2 separate regions of the Homo sapiens genome follow, and region 1 is linked to region 2. Evidence: chromatin loops called from intact Hi-C (ENCODE). Cell type or tissue: heart left ventricle. All regions are shown on one strand. Links, peaks and the distances in the headings refer to the core of each region. The heading gives the core; the rest is flanking DNA. Region 1 overlaps PPP1R13B (protein phosphatase 1 regulatory subunit 13B). Region 2 overlaps ATP5MJ (ATP synthase membrane subunit j).

Region 1 (5,000 bases), core at 1-5,000, 99 kb after region 2:
TTTCACTGTGTTAGCCAGGATGGTCTCGATCTCCTGACCTCGTGATCCGCCCACCTTGGCTTCCCAAAGTGCTGGGATTACAGGCGTGAGCCACCGCGCCCCGCCGCCGGTTTTTGTTTTTTTTTAAATAGTGATGTGGTCTCGTCAAGTTGCTTAGGCTCATCTCTTAACTCCTACCCTCAAGTGATCCTTTTGCCTCAGCCTCCTAAAGTCTTGGGATTATAAGTGTGAGCCACGGGGCTCAGCCCATTGAAACTTTTACTGCCTTATCTTTTTTATTTTGAAGCATTTTAGAGTAGTGGTTTAAAGCTTAAGCTTTGGAGTCACACAGGCCAGGGTTAAATCCTGACTCTAGTATTTATTAGTTCAGCAGACTTGGGACAAATTATTATTTTATTTATTTATTTATTCATTTATTTTGAGACGGAGTCTTGCTCTGTCGCCCAGGCTGGAGTGCAGTGGGGCAATCTCGGCTCACTGCAAGCTCGGCCTCCCAGGTTCATGGCATTCTCCTGCCTCAGCCTCCCAAGTAGCTGGGATTATAGGCATGTGCCACCATGCCCGGCTAATATTTGTATTTTTAGTAGAGACGGGGTTTCACCATGTTGGCCAGGCTGGTCGTGAACTCCAGACCTCAGGTGATCCATCCGCCTTGGCCTCCCAAAGTGCTGGATTACAGGTGTGAGCCACCACGCCCATCTGGGACAAATTATTTAACCTCTCTGACCCTCTTTTTCCTAATCTGTAAAGTGAAGAGTAGTACCTATATCACAAAGATGGTATGACAATTGAGAATGTGTAAAGTCCATACTATAATGAGTAATAATAAGTACCAATAAATGATAATGGAAATGTTTTTTCCCTAGTGCAGTGACTTTTCATTTAGTTTTATGGAAGTCCTGGTAGGTTTCATGAGGCCCTCAGAGTAGTATCTTTCAAACTTTTCTGACCATGAACCCACACTAAGAAATACCTTTTACAAGGTGACTCAGTTCTTACCTAAATACTCAGACACGTATCTATACGTGTCAAAATGTCAGGAGAAAACACCCTATGTTACTCTTCTCTTACCCTGCTATAAAGAACTACCGGAGACTGGGTAATTTATAAAGGAAAGAGATTTAATGTACTCACAGTTCTGCGTGCCTGGGAGACCTCAGGAACTTACAATCATGGCGGAAGGCACCTCTTCACAGGCTGACAGGAGAGAGAACGAATGCCAGCAGGGGAAATTCCAGATGCTTATAAAACCATCAGATCTCGTGAGACTCACGCATTATCACGAGAACAAAATGGGAGAAACCGCCCCATGATCCAATTATGTCCACCTGGTTCTCCCCTTGACACATGGGTATTACAATTCAAGATGAGCTTTTGGGTGGGGCACAGCCAAACCATATCTTACCCTTTCCATGGGCAGTGTACTGTCTTATTTTTTATAGAAGTTTTAGATATACAGAAAGATGGAGCAGAAAGTACGGTGGGGACGTGAAAGTACAGTGGGGACTCTCTTCTGGATTTGTGCTTTTTTTTTTTAACATTGCTGAATAACTGAATAATATTCCAGCAGTATTATGTACCACAGTTTGTTTATCCATTCATCTACTGAAGGACATCTTGGTTGCTTCCAAGTTTTGGCAATTATGAACAAAGCTGCCATAAACATTCACATGCAGGTTTTTGTCTGGACACATTTTCAACTCCTTTGGGTAAAGACCAAGTGGTGGGATTGCTGGATCACATGGTAAAAGTATGCTTAGTTTTTTAAGAAGCCACCAAACTGTCTTCCAACATGGCTGTACCATTTTGTATTCCCAACTGCAAGTTCCTTTTGCTCCGCATCCTCACCAGTGTTAGGTGTTGTCGATGCTTTGGATTTGGGCCATTCTAGTAGGTGTGTAGTAGTATTTCACTGTTGTTTTATTAATAATTTGCAATTCCCAAATGACCTATGATACGGAACATGTTTTTCATATGTTTATTTTTCCATTTGTATGTCATCTTTGGTGAAGTATCTGTTCAGATCATTTGCCCATTAAAAATTAGGTTGTTTTGGCCAGGTGCGGTGGCTCACGCGTGTAATCCTAGCACCTTGGCTGAGGCAGGGGGATCATTTGAGGTCAGGAGTTCGAGACCAGCCTGGCCAACATGGTGAAACACCATCTCTACTAATGATACAAAAATTGGCTGGGCCTGATGGCAGGCACCCCAATCCCCGCTACTCAGGAAGCTGAGTCACGAGAATCGCTCGAACCCAGGAGGCAGAGGTTGCAGTGAGCTGAGCTTGTGCCACGGCACTCCAGACTGGGCGACAGAGTGAAACTGTGTCTCAAAAACACAGAAACAGCCACACGCGGTGGCTCACGCCTGTAATCCCAGCACTTTGGGAGGCCGAGGTGGGCGGATCACAATGTAAGGAGTTCGAGACCAGCCTGGCCAATATGGTGAAACCCCATCTCTACTAAAAATATACAAAAATTAGCTGAGTGTGGGGGCAGGCACCTGTAGTCCCAGCTACTCGGGAGGCTGAGGCGGGAGAATCGCTTGAACCCAGGAGGCAGAGGTCACAGTGAGCTGAGATTGCGCCACTGCATTCCAGCCTGGGTGACAGAGACTGTCTAGAAAAAAAAAAAAAAAAAAACCACACACAGAAACAAAAACATTAGCTTGTTTTATGATTATTGAGGTTTTTTTTTTTTTTTTTTTTTTGAGGGGGAGTCTGGCTCTGTCGCCCAGGGTGGAGTGTAGTGGCTCAATCTCAGCTCACCGCAAGCTCCGCCTCCCAGGTTCACGCCATTCTCCCACCTCAGCCTCCCAAGTAGCTGGGACTATAGGCGCCCACCACCACACCCGGCTAATGCTGTTTTTGTATTTTTAGTAGAGACGGGGTTTCACCATGTTAGCCAGGATGATCTTGATCTCCTGACCTCATGATCTGCCAGCCTTGGCCTCCCAAAGTGCTGGGATTACAGGTGTGAGCCACTGCGCCCGGCCTGGGTGACAGAGCGAGACTCCATCTCAAAAAAGAAAAAAGAGTTATTTGTGTATTTAGGATACAAGTCCTTTATGTATTTATTTATTTAGTGACGGTCTCACTCTTGTGCCCAGGCTGGAGTGCAGTGGCACAGTCATAGCTCACTGCAGCCTCGACCTTCTGGGCTCAAGCAATCCTCCTACCTCAGCCTCCCAAGAAGCTGGGACTACAGGCCTGCACTACTACACCTGGCTACTTTTTGTGTTTTTTGTAGAGATGGGGTCTCCCTATGTTGTTCAGACTGTTCTCGAACTCTTGGGCTCAAGTGATCCACCCATCTTAGCCTCCCAAAATGCTGGGATTACAGACATCCCGAAGTGCTGGGATTATAGGTGTGAACCACCACACCTGGCCAAGTCCTTTATCAAATATGTACTTTGCAGATATTTTCTCCCAGTCTGTGGCTTGTCTTTTCATTCTCTTAATAACTGTTATATATTGTTCTGTTCTAGTTCATTAAAAAACAAAACTGGTCCTGAGGCACTAATTGATTTTAGAGCCCACTAAGAGGTCATAGTCTGTGGTTTAAAATTCAGTGTTTGTTCTGCTTCCATAATATTCACGTGATCAACATTAGTAAAGCAACCATTATTTCAAGCAGTAATTTTCTTTGTCTTTTTTTTTTTTTTTTTTTTTTTTTGAGGAGGAGTCTCACGCTGTCCTCTAGGCTGGAGTGCAGTGTGGCATAATCTCAGCTTACTGCAACCTCTGCCTCCCGGGTTTAAGCAATTCTCCTGCTTCAGCCTCCTGAGTTAGGTGGAATTACAGGCACGCACTGCCATGCCCGGCTAATTTTTTTTTTTTTTTTAGTAGAGACGGGGCTTCACCATGTTGCCCAGGCTGGTCTTGAACTCCTGACCTCAAGTGATCCACCGGGCTCAGCTTCCCAAAGTGCTGGGATTACAAGCACGAGCCACCACACCTAGCCTCAAGCAGTCACTTTCAATTTTTTTTTTTCTTTTTTGAGATGGAGTCTCGCTCTGTCATCCAGGCTGGAGTGCAGTGGTGCGATCTCGGCTCACTGCAAGCGCCACCTCCCGGGTCACGCCATACTCCTGCCTCAGCCTCCCGAGTAGCTGGGACTACAGGCGCCCACCACCACGCCCAGCTAATGTTTTGTATTTTTAGTAGAGACGAGTTTCACTGTGTTAGCCAGGATGGTCTTAATCTCCTGACCTCATGATCCGCCTGCCTTGGCCTCCCAAAGTGCTGGGATTACAGGCATGAGCCACCACGCCCAGCCAAAGTAATTTTCAATATTGATGAACAGTGGTGTCAGAATTGATACTGTTCTTTATTCTAGAGTATTATTTTCTAATTTTAATTTTTTATTATTTTTGAGAGGAAGTCTCACTCTGTCACTTGGCTCACTGCAACCTCTGCCTCCTGGGTTCAAACGATTCTCCTGTCTCAGCCTCCTGAGTAGCCGGGATTATAGGCATGTGCCACCACGTCGGGCTAATTTTTGTATTTTTGGTAGAGATGGGGTTTCACCATGTTGGCCAGGCTGGTTTCGAACTTCAGACCTCATGATCCACCTGCCTCAGCCTCCGAAAGTGCTGGGATTAAAGGCATGAGCCTCCACGCCTGGCCTTTTTAAAATTTTGAGACAGCTGGGCGCGGTGGCTCACACTTGTAATTCCAGCACTTTGGGAGGCCAAGGCGGGCAGATCACAAGGTCAAGAGATCAAGACCATCTGGCCAACATGGTGAAACCCCGTCTCTACTAAAAATACAAAAATTAGCCAGGCATGGTGGCGCATGCCTCTAGTCCCAGCTACTAGGGAGGCTGAGGCAGGAGAATCACTTGAACCCGGGAGGCAGAGGTTGCAGTGAGCCGAGATCGTGCCACTGCACTCCAGCCTGGGCGACAGAGCGAGACTCTGTCTCAAAAATAATAATAATAATTTTGAGACAAGAGTTTCACTTTGTCACCCAGGCTGGAGTGCAGTGGTTTGATCATAGC
Region 2 (11,741 bases), core at 1,225-6,224:
ATTTTTTTTTTGTACTTTTTTTTTTTGTAGAGATGGGGTTTTGCCATGTTACCCAGGCTGGTCTTGAACTCCTGGGCTCAAGCAGTCCTCCAATCTTGGCTTCCCAAAGTGCTGGAATTAACAAGCGTGAGCCACAACACCTGGCCCAATTGGGGAACTTTGAACAAGACTTTAATATCAGAATTGTGAGTTTTCTTAGGTGTGAAAGTGGTATTACATTCGTTTTAAGAGATGAAGGCTAAAATATTTAAGGTATGGGTTCATGGTATGTGGTATTTCATTGCACCTTTTCAACTGTTCTGAATATTTGAAATTTGTTTGTAAAAAAATTTGGAGGGGAGGAATAACCACTTGGTTCTCAGTAGAGCAGAGCAGTGTGGCCCAATCACATGTTACTAAGCCATTGATTACAAAGAGAAAAGAGAAAACTTTATGCTGCAAGACTAAAGTTTAGGACATTGTAGAAGGTAAGGAGCCCTGCAAATTTGAAAGGGCTGTTAGCTGTTCATAGAACATCTTTGGTAGGAATTTTACCATTTCTTGGCTATAAGACATTTTCTGAAAGCTTCCTGAATTGCTTTACCTAAGCTACAATGCCTTCAGCTAAATGTTAATTTTGACAAAGGCATTTTTGTAAAGCATTGATATGACTGCTTTTTTTTCCTTCCTTTTATTTTAGATAAAAGAAGTAAGGCTTTGAAAGGTAAGATTTTTGCTTCTGAAAATGGTTGGGAATGGAAAACAGCATCATGTCTTTTCAGGACAAGGTATATCGTTGTTCTCAATTGAAATCGAAACACAGTTCAGTATATATGTAAGGTGCAGTTGAAATGCTTCACAGCTTGAAGTTTGCTATGCCTGCTGGGAAAGAGAATTCTGAATTTCTGCTTTTTATAGTCAAGTGGATCAAGTAAAACTTCCAGGAGTAATAGAGGAATGGATTAATTAGAGGTAGTCGATATCATCACCAATAGGGAAGCACAAGTGAGCTGTGCAAGCATGCTGTCCTAGAAGTTCCCTAATGATGTCGTTTTATTTTGTTTATTGTTTTTTGAGACGGAGCCTCGCTCTGTCGCCCAGGCTGGACTGCAGTGCTGCGATCTCAGCTCACTGCAAGCTCCGCCTCCCAGGTTCATGCCGTTCTCCTGCCTCAGCCTTCTGAGTAGCTGGGACTACAGGCACCTGCCGCCACGCCTGGCTAATGTTTTGTATTTTTAGTAGAGATAGGGTTTCACATAGCCAGGATGGTCTGGATCTCCTGACCTTGTGATCCACCCGCCTCAGCCTACCCGTAATGATGTGTTTTTAATGGTTTGGTTTTGTTTTTTGGGTTTTTTTTTTTTTGAGACAGAGTCTCGCTGTGTTGCCCAGGCTGGAGTGCAGTGGCACAATCTTGGCTCACTGCAACCTCCGCCTTCCAGGTTCAAGCAATTCTCCTGCCTTAGCCTCCCAAGTAGCTGGGATTACAGGTGCCCGCCACCATACCCGGCTAATTTTTTGTATTTTTAGTAGAGATGGGGTTGGCCGGCTGGTTTCAAACTCCTACCTCAGGTGATCCACCTGCCTTGGCCTCCCAAAGTGTTGGGATTACAGGCGTGAGCCACTGCGCCTGGCCTTTAATGTATTTTGAAAGAAAGCGCCTTATAAATTTATGCCAGAGTGACAATGAAACTGTAGCCATTTGAATGTTACACAAACCCAGGACTGGCTACATGAGTTTGAGGAGGAGGTGTTTCCCTGCCTCTCTCTTTGCGCTGTGGGTGACCACTGCCTGTCTGCTGTCATTACATGAACCCTTAAGCACTCTGGGTGTTTCATATAGAAATAATCCTACTTTTCAATAGTATTGAAAGGTGTCATTTATCTTTTTGGACTGTTGATCAACTTCTTTTGATACTTGTTTAATAAATTACATCCAACTTGTTCCTTCCTTCTTAAATCATATTTATATATGCATCTCTTTCAAAAGCTTCAGCGCCTGCTCCTGGTCATCACTAACCAGATTTACTTGGAGTACATGTGAAAGAAAACGTCAGTCTGCCTGTAAATTTCAGCAAGCCGTGTTAGATGGGGAGCGTGGAACGTCACTGTACACTTGTATAAGTACCGTTTACTTCATGGCATGAATAAATGGATCTGTGAGATGCACTGCTACCTGGTACTGCTTTCAGTGTGTTCCCCCTCAGCCCCTCCGGCGTGTCAGGCATACTCTGAGTAGATAATTTGTCATGCAGCGCATGCAATCAGAATCTCACTGAGCCACCCATCATTGTGAAATAATTACCTCAGTTGTACAGGACTTGGTGATCAGGATCCAGGCACTCACTTGTATTCTACTGCTCAATAAACGTTTATTAAACTTGATCCTGCTACTTATCTTGTGGCCTCTCTGAGCCTCTTGTTTTCTTATTTGGAAAATGGAGATGTTAATTATGTAAGCTCTAACTTACAGTTATTATGAGGATAAATAAGAGAAAGATTTAAACTATGAAGTCCTTTAGAAATAAGGTAGCATTCAATGACATAGTAGTTGAAATTATAAGCTGTAGGAGAATATTGCATCAGGAAATAATCACAAGGCAAAGTACATAATAAGCCAATTGAAAAAAAAAGCCAATTGATTCTAGTTAGGCTAGTATCAAATGCATACTGCATAATATTTGTCTCCATCTAAGACAATTACCAAGATCCCTAAATTGTGCGCTAAAAAGATTCTAAAGCAGCAAGCATGGGGGTAAAAGTGAGTCCAGTTTGAAATCTGGCACTCTGCAGGTGGGTAGGAGAGCAGCTGTGGAATGGGGGTGGTGGCTGCACCCTGGGTGTCCTGTCCTCTTGAGACCATCCTGTTTATCATCTGTGTCTCTGGCATTTAGCCTCATTAGGTCTGGCCCATGGTAGATGTCCAACAGATGACGGAGATCTCTCTGAGCCTCAGTTTCTTTTGTAAGACAACCAAAACCTGTCATGGCTTCCTCCAACAGCCTCAGGGTTGTTGGGCTGTGTGAGAAGTTTGCAGGAAAGCATTACACAGCATCAGTGGAAGTCAGCGTCAGGTCGTGTGAGATTCAGAGGGTTTGGTTCTGACACAGGAATCACATTTTTCCTGCGAACGTATTTTGTTCTCTTCTGCCTCCAGAAGATGAATCTGCTGTGGTACAGAAAGGCCCTACCTTTAAAATTATCCATCTGCCCAGCTGCTCAGGCTTGAGAGTGCATTAGAATCACCTGGAAGGCCCTAACAGCCAGCTGGGCCCCAGTGTTCTGATTGCACTGCTGTAGGAAGGAGCCCAAGAACTTGTATGTCTAACAAGCATCCAGGACATGCGGATGCCAGGACCCCAGCTGGAAAATTTCTAATGATACAAAGAACCCAGGCCTGCCCTATCACAGCCTTCACATCCACTGCACTGGCACCAGGCTCCAGCCCTGTGTCACGCATCTTAGTGCATTTAGTCCACCTTAGAACCTAGTGAGGCATCAGTACAGGCCCTGACTTTCAGAACAGGAAACAGGCTGAGAGGCAGTAACACGCTACAGATGTCGCAGTTAGCAAGCACTGGGGCTAGGACTTGAACCCCCAGAACCTGAACTCTCCTCCAAAGGGAGGTGAGGACGGATGGGAGCTGCCCTCCCCACCCCCACCCCCCACCTCACCCCCGGAAGCAGAGATTGATGTGTCTGACCCAGGAGGGCTTCCCCACAAAGGCTGGGCCATTCCTCTTCTCCCTTTACTACTTAAGGCTTCCTTTGGCAAATTACCAGGGTAGGTTGGGCCCAGTGGCTCACGCCTGCACTTTGGGAGGCTGAGGCGGGCAGATCGCTTGAACCCAGGAGTTTGAGATCAGCCTGGGCAACATGGCGAAACCCCATCTCTACAAAAAATAACAAAAATTATCCAGGCGTAGCGGTGTGCGCCTGTAATCCCAGCTACTGGGGAGGCTGATGCTTGAGGATTGTTTGAGCTTAGGTCGAGACTGCAGTGAGCCAAGATCACACCACTGCATTCCAGCATGGGCGACAGAACGAGACCCTGTCTCAAAAAGAAAACAAAAAATAATTGCATTTGCTATCCCAGAACTCACTCACACACTGAATCCCTCGGGGTTTTGGAAACAACCAGGTCTTGTCCCGAAGGCAGCCTGTAGGTGGAGCTAGAGAATGTCACCTGGGCTTCCCCGTGGGCGAGGAGCACGGGGCCAGGAGGATCTGTTGAAAGGAGCATTTGGAGGGCGGTGCCAATGGGCAAGAGGTATGCACAGAGAGCCACGGGAGTGGGCAGGGCCAGTTCAGGAAGGAATCCCAGAGGCTTTTTGTCCCAAAGCCTACGCATTCGTGCTGCTCTGACTTAATGCAGTGCTCAGCTGTGCTGCAGAGTAACGACAAAGGCTGGGAGGAGAGGAAGTGGCTCACAGGCAGCTGAAGGTGTCATTTTAAACAACGTGCTCTAAGTTAGCCTCAGATGAGACTCTAGGAGAAGGCATGGTGTTTCTTCTTGATTGTCACTGTATCCCAGGGGTACACGCACCCCAACCAGAGGCTTTGGAGGGTGTGCTTCCTGCCACCCTCAAGGGAGTTGTCTCTGTCAAGCTAACGGATCCCGAGTTCCGGGGTGCCAGGCCGTAGTCTGCTTCATTTTTATCTGCACAATAACCCGTGAGCCCATACCATCACCCCATTTCACAGCTGAAGAAATGGATGCCCAGACAGGATAAGTAGTTTGTACTAGAGGATAACTACCTGGCTAACAAACCAACTAGTTAACTGGTTGGCCAGGATTCAAAATCTGACCCGCTTCAGAATCGGGACTCGGACCACAGCGTGGCTTCAGAGAGCTCCTTCACCTGTGCTGGGCGTGCGTTGCCGTCGGGGATGCGGCGGTGGTTAGCACACGTTCTCTTCACTCCCTGAACACAGAGGCTAGAGAACAGACCTGCAGACACACAGTGCCAGTGCTTGGCAGACACAATCCTGGACGTCTGTGCTGTTAGGAACCGTCTGACGGGCGCCAGCATCAGGCCTCGCTGCACACGGGCCTTGGAGCAAGCACAGCACCTGCTCAACAGCCAGCTCTGAGCACGGACCCTGCTTCCACCCTTCAGACAAACCAGCCACCAAGAGGCATTTCTGGTACGTACAGAGAAATGTGAACGTGGACTGGGTGTTAAGTGATGTTGAAGTGTTAATCTTATTAGGTGATCACCACCACAATAGTGGTATTGTAGTTATTAAAGAAAATTTCTTTGGTTTTAGAAATGGAGGTGCAGGCCGGGCACAGTGGATCATCTGAGGTCAGGGGTTCAAGACCAGCCTGGCCAACATGGTGAAACCGTGTCTCTACTAAAAATACAAAAACTAGCCAGGCGTGGTGGCACGCACCTGTAATCACAGCTACTTGGGAGGCTGAGGCATAAGAATTGCTTGAACCCAGGAGGCGGAGGTTGCAGTGAGCCGAGATCGTGCCATTGCACTCCAGCCTGGGCGACAGAGACTCTGTCTCAAAAAGAAAAAAGAAAGAAATGCAGGCGCAATTATGTAGGTGTGAAATGATACCTAGGATGTACTTTAAGATACACCAGCAAATACTAGCCAGTCAAAACAGATTGGGGGGACGGAGTCTCTAGATGGGATGAGATCGGTAATTGTGTAGAGGGTAGGGGGTGGACGTCTAGAAGTGCATTACAGAATTCACTCTGCATACATTTTAACTTTTCCCAATAAAAAGTTTTTAAAAATACTTTAAAAAAAAAGCCATGTGATGGAAGCCTGTGTTAGTATTATAATACCTGTTTGAGAAGCTGGCACTGTGCAGCCCCAGGAAATGAAGGTAACGACTCTGCGGGCGGCTCTGTCAGACAGTGACTGTCTCATCACCACTCTTCACAACAACCGCTCCCCTGATGTCTCTTACTACAAAGGAAGTCTCAGCTTTTTCACTTGTTTTCCCTCTTAAAGAATGATGTAATATAGGCCAGAGTTAATGAACACCTAAGTCTAGAGGGAAAATGTCAGAAAACTCTCATTTAGTTAGGAATAAAAACTTATTTTTTAAACCAGGCACAGTGGCTTATGCCTGTAATTCCAGCACTTTGGGAGGCCTAGGCCGGAGGATTGCTTGAGGCCAGGAGTTTGAGACCAGCCTGGGCAACATGGCAGAACCCTGTCTCTACAAGTAAATTTTAAAATTAGCTGGCTGTGACAGCTCACGCCTGTAATCCAAGCTACTCAGGAGGCTGAGGTGGGAGGATCGTTTGAGCCTGGGTAACCAAGGCTGCAGTGAGCTAGGGTTGTGCATTCCAGGTGGCAGAGTGAGACCTTGCCCCTCCCCCCCAAAAAAACCTTACTTTTTAAACTAAATTTACAACTCCAGACTGAATTTTTTATGGTTATAAAAACATTTTTAAAACTACAACTCAGGACTGAAATGTTCATGGTTATAAATGTTTCCATGCTGTCTTCCTGATCTGCTTTTTTTTCTTTTTTTTCTTTTTTTTTTTTTTTGAGATGGAGTCTTGCTCTCTTGCCCAGGCTGGAGTGCAGTGGCGCAGTCTCGGCTCACTGCAAGCTCTGCCTCCCGGTTTCACACCATTCTCCTGCCTCAGCCTCCCGAATAGCTGGAACTACAGGCGCCCGCCACCACGCGTGGCTAATTTTTTGTATTTTTATTAGAGACAGGGTTTCACTGTGTTAGCCAGGATGGTCTCGATCTCCTGACCTCGTGATCCGCCCGCCTCGGCCTCCCAAAGTGTTGGAATTACAGGCGTGAGCCACCTCGCCCAGCCTTTTTTTCTTTTCAAATATGGTAATACATTCAGTCTTTTCTGCCATCTTTATGGCTCTTGTTGCCCAGGCTGGAGTGCAATAGTGCGATCTCAGCTCACCACAACCTCCACCTCCCGGGTTCAAGCGATTCTCCTTTCAGCCTCCCGAGTAGCTGGGATTACAGGCATGCGCCACCACGCCCAGCTAATTTTGTATTTTTAGTAGAGATGGGGTTTCACCATCTTGGCCAGGCTGGTCTCGAACTCCCGACCTCAGGTGATCTGCCCGCCTTGGCCTCCCAAAGTGCTGGGATTACAGGCATGAACCACCGCGCCTGGTCTTTTTTGTTTGTTTGTTTTTGTTTTTGTTTTTGAGACGGAGTTTCGCTCTGTCACCCAAACTGGAGTGCAATGGCGTGATCTCCGCTCATTGCAACCTCCGCCTCCCAGGTTCACATCATTCTCCTGACTCAGCCTCCTGAGTAGCTGGGACTACAGGCATGTGCCACCACGCCTGGCTAATTTTTTGTATTTTTAGTAGAGACAGGATTTCACCATGTTAGCCAGGATGGTCTCCATCTCTGGACCTCGTGATCCGCCCACCTAGGCCTCACAAAGTGCTGGGATTACAGGGGTGAGCCACCGCACCCGGCCCAAGATCCGTCTTTACGTTTGAAAAAATATACTCCACTTCACAATAAAAAGGCTGAGTATTGCAATTTGAAAAACTTCCAATATACAACATCAAATGAATACTGTTTGGCTGAGAAAAATTTGAATTGACACGTCACTTTAAAGAAAAAAAGTTGGCCAGGCGCAGTGGCTCATGCCTGTAATCCCAGCACTTTGGGAGACCAAGGTGGGCGGATCACCTGAGGTCAAGAATTCGAGACCAGCCTGGCCAACATGGTGAAACCCTGTCTCTATTAAAAATACAAAATTAGCCGGGCGTGGTGGCACATGCCTGTAATGCCTGCTACTCAGGAGGCTGAGGCAGGAGAACTGCTTGAACCCAGGAGGTGGAGGTTGCAGTGAGCTGAGATTGCGCCACTGCACTTCCAGCCTGGGCGACAGAGACCCCGTCTCTGTCGAAAACAAAAAGTTGGATAATTAAAAAAACAAATTTGAGCATTTGGTATTTGGGTGTCTTAGAAGCCATCAAAAGAAGAGCCAAAGGTTTAGGCAGCTCAGAGCTGCAGGGAGCAAACCTCAGCCCTGGCATTATTGTAACCAAGGGACCAGCTCAAGCCAATTAACCAGTGCTTAAGTTAATTAGCTGACGCAGAGCCAGAATTGCCCAGGCGTGGGCAATGGGAAACACTTTAACCTCCTCATCCTTACCAGCAGCCTGGCCAGCCAGCTACATTGGCATCACCTGGGACCAGCTAGGAATGCCATAAAAGCTGGACCCACCCCCAGCTCAGGGAGGCAGAATTAAGCGTTGTCTCCCATCTCCTTGCAGTCCGCTCGCAATAAAGCTTTTTTCTTTCTTGGAAAGCTGGTGCCATAGTGTTGGCTTCTATGCGTGTCAGACACTGGGCCCATTGCTGAGTAACATGTCATCCTGAGCTACACTCACTGCACTGGTAGCTCCTTGGGACTCCAGGACCGAATTAGAGCAGGCAGCAGGCAGAGTTTGATGTGGCATCCTTGCTCCAGCATCCAGAGGAGGTGGGTTTCACAGAGTGGGAAAAAGTGTATTTCAGAGAGGGAGTTATTCACCACTAGCCATTTCAATAACCCCGAGCAGGTCGTGCAACCAAGACAGTTCACCCAACCCCGCCAAGACCCGCCTAACAACGCGGTGAGGAGGCTGCAGGCTCCCACAGAGCTCGCCCTCCCCCTGCAGGAGAAAGCGGCAGCTGGCGCTGGCCTCCCTAGCCCTGCTTCTACCACTGCTGCTGGCACCAAATGCAAGGCGTGAGGAAGAGGGTCGGGGTCTCAGAGGTCAGCCACGCTTCCTGAACTTTGTGGCGCGCACGCCATACTCGGGACAGTGGCCATGGAGAGGAAGTAAACGATGCTGCTCCCACCTCAGTAAAAACTGTAAACTAGGTCGTGTTGGAGTTGGAATATTATAAGTGTTTGTAGAACAGATGAAAATTAGGAGTGGTAAAAGAGGAATACTAAAATTTTAAAAATCGTAATAAGCCTCACATAAAAAGCACACAGAGTATCATTCTAGTTTTTTTTTTTTTTCTTTTTTTTTCGAGACAGAGTTTCACTCTGTTGCCCAGGCTGGAGTGCAGTGGTGCGATCTCCGCTCACTGCAAACTCTGCCTCCCAGGTTCACGCCATTCTCCTGCCTCAGCCTCCCAAGTAGCTGGGACTACAGGCACCCGCCACAGTGACCGGCAAATTTTTTGTATTTTTTGTATTTTTAGTAGAGACGGGGTTTCACCGTGTTAGCCAGGATAGTCTCGATCTCCTGACCTCGTGATCCGCCTGCCTCGGCTTCCCAAAGTGCTGGGATTACAGGCGTGAGCCACCGCCCCCGGCCTATTCTGGTTTTATTGTGCCATGTAAAAAGTGTTTCCAGGCCGGGCTGTAGTCCCAGCTACTCAGCTACTCAGGAGACTGAGGCGAGAGGATTACCTGATCCCAGGAGGTCGAGGCTGCAGTGAGCCGTGATCATGCCACTCTACTCCAGCCTGGATGACAGAGTGAGACTGTCTCAAGAAAATATATATATATATGTATTTCTGCAAATGCCTGTGCACAGCCTGTGCCTCTTATTTGTGCCCCTGTACCTGAGATCATTCACATAGGTTGGATTCGGGTTCCGGCTGGAGCTACTGCTCATTGCCTGTGTGGCCTCTGGCAAACTCCGTAACTTCTCTGGGCCTCGGCTTTCTCATCTCTAAATTAAGACTTCCAGAATCTCTCTCAGCTCTGTAATTCTATAGCTAATGGATTTGTAATGAACCTAAATTGCATCATCCAAAAATAAAGTAAACTGTGAAGCAATTGTAGGATAGATGATAAATTGCAGATGTATGTAAAGGACATGAATTCATCTCTTGTAAGCCTGATATCTAACAAAGGACCAGGCATTTATGGTAGGTACTCATATCTTTTAATGAATTTAATTAAATAAGGATGCTAATTAAAAAATAATTTCCTAGCTCTTGCTAAAATAGAGTAAGGGATATCTTTAGTGACTATATATTACCAATTACTCTATTACTAATGACAAGGAAATGACAGAATGGTTTCTGACTTCCTGGCCAGGCCAGAGGGAAGGACCATGCTCAGTGCAGCTATTGTGGTCCAGGAACCTGGTAGCTCTTTCTATTGCCAGAGTAGAAATTTGATTTAGCCTGTCCTCCAGAGCTAATCAGTCTGGAGGCAATGAGTCTCCCATAACTGAACTCCAAGATACTGATGCTTACCATAGACTCCACTGGGTTAATTAATAGAAATAAGCCTGTTAGGTGGACCAGACATGAGACGTAAGAAACTACAAAGAAAAGAGCAAATTTTTCCCAAGCCAAAGATGGGAAAGACAAGAAATTAGACGTTTCAATGGAAGAGAAAACAGAGAGCTGGGCACTCTGGCATGTGCCTATAATCCCAGGCTCAGGAAGCTGAGATAGAAAGATTGCTTGAGCTCAGGAGTTCAAGATCTCCCTCAGTAACATAGCAAGACCCCATCTTTTTTTTTTTTTTCAAGATGGAGTCTCGCTCTGTCACCCAGGCCAGAGTGCAGTGGCGCAATCTCAGCTCACTGCAACCTCCACCTCCCCGGTTCAAGCGATTCTTCTGCCTCAGCCTCCTGACTAGCTGGGACTACAGGTGCGTGACACCACGCCCGGCAATTTTTTGTATTTTTAGTAGAGACGGGGTTTCACCGTGTAGCCAGGATGGTCTCAATCTCCTGACCTCGTGATCCTCCCGCCTCGGGCTTTCAAAGTGCTGGGATTACAGGTGTGAGCCACCGCACCCGGCCGCAGGACCCCTCCTTAAAAAAAAAAAAAAAAGAAACGAAAAAGAGAAAAACAATGGAGAAAGATCAATGAAACCAAAAGCTGGTTCTTTGAGAACGTCAATAAAATGGATAAACCGCTAGCCAGACTGATCAAGAAAAAAATAAAGGAAGAAGATAAAATCAATATCAGGAATGAGAGAGATGCCATCTGGTCTTGAACTCCTGGGCTCATCTAAGGGAAACACAGCAGAGATGGAGGAGGAGGGATTGATTACAAAAAGTCAGGAGGAAACTTTGGGGGGTGATGGATCTGTTCATTTTCTTGATTGTGGGGATGGTTTGACTGTGTATATATATGTTAAAACTCATTGGCGAGGCTCGGTGGCTCATGCCTGTAATCCCAACACTTTGGGAGGCCGAGGCAGAAGAATCACTTGAACCAGGAGGCGGAGGTTGCAATGAGCTGAGATCGCATCACTGCGCTCCAGCCTGGTGATAAGGTGAGACTCCATCTCAAAAAAAAAAAAAAAACTCATCAAATTGTGCAATTAATGTGAAACTTACCAATAACCTCCAAATTATGTAGACATAATGTTATGTGGAGACTTTATACTTCAATAAAGCTATAAGAAAAGTTTCTGGCCGGGTGCGGTGGCTCACGCCTGTAATCCCAGCACTTTGGGAGGCCGAGGCGGGTGGATCACGAGGTCAGGAGATCGAGACCATCCTAGCTAACACGGTGAAACCCTGTCTCTACCAAAAAAATACAAAAATTAGCTGGGGATGGTGGCGGGCGCCTGTAGTCCCAGCTACTCAGGAGGCTGAGACAGGAGAATGGCGTGAACTGGTGAGGCGGAGCTTGCAGTGAGCCGAGATCACGCCACTGCACTCCAGCCTGGGTGACAGAGTGAGACTCCATCTCAAAAAAAAAAAAAAAAAAAAAAAAGGTTTCTAAAAATTCTATGCTGGCCAAGCGTGGTGGCTCATGCCTGTAATCCCAGTACTTTGGGAGGCTAAGGCAGGGGGATTTCTTGAGCCCAGAAGGTTGAGGCTGC

Evidence for each region. A loop is a pair of places that touch in the nucleus more often than their neighbours do. Peaks named below come from ENCODE experiments on the same cell type or tissue, not always from the same donor. Only the 100,000 strongest peaks of a DNase experiment are listed, where the experiment ranks them.
Region 1: a loop joins it to region 2, with 8 times the contacts of the local background. A loop is called at or near these places in 99 of 110 quality-filtered maps.

Annotation. Positions count from the first base shown.
Region 1 is chr14:103,809,769-103,814,768 of GRCh38, reverse strand. The region is part of intron 1 of PPP1R13B (protein phosphatase 1 regulatory subunit 13B); the gene reads left to right. Among named protein-coding and RNA genes, the nearest start is that of PPP1R13B, 35 kb to the left of the region's middle. In heart left ventricle, for the core only: no CTCF peak of the experiment used is centred there; a DNase peak (open chromatin) is centred at 2,810.
Region 2 is chr14:103,902,923-103,914,663 of GRCh38, reverse strand. It overlaps ATP5MJ (ATP synthase membrane subunit j), which reads left to right. Exons shown (of 4, transcript NM_004894.3): 3 at 680-703; 4 at 1,970-2,376. The coding sequence ends at 1,998. Among named protein-coding and RNA genes, the nearest start is that of ATP5MJ, 13 kb to the left of the region's middle. RefSeq lists an enhancer at 3,378-3,878. In heart left ventricle, for the core only: a CTCF peak has its summit at 4,136 (motif pointing right); a DNase peak (open chromatin) is centred at 4,213; H3K4me3 peaks cover 532 bases; H3K27ac peaks cover 345 bases.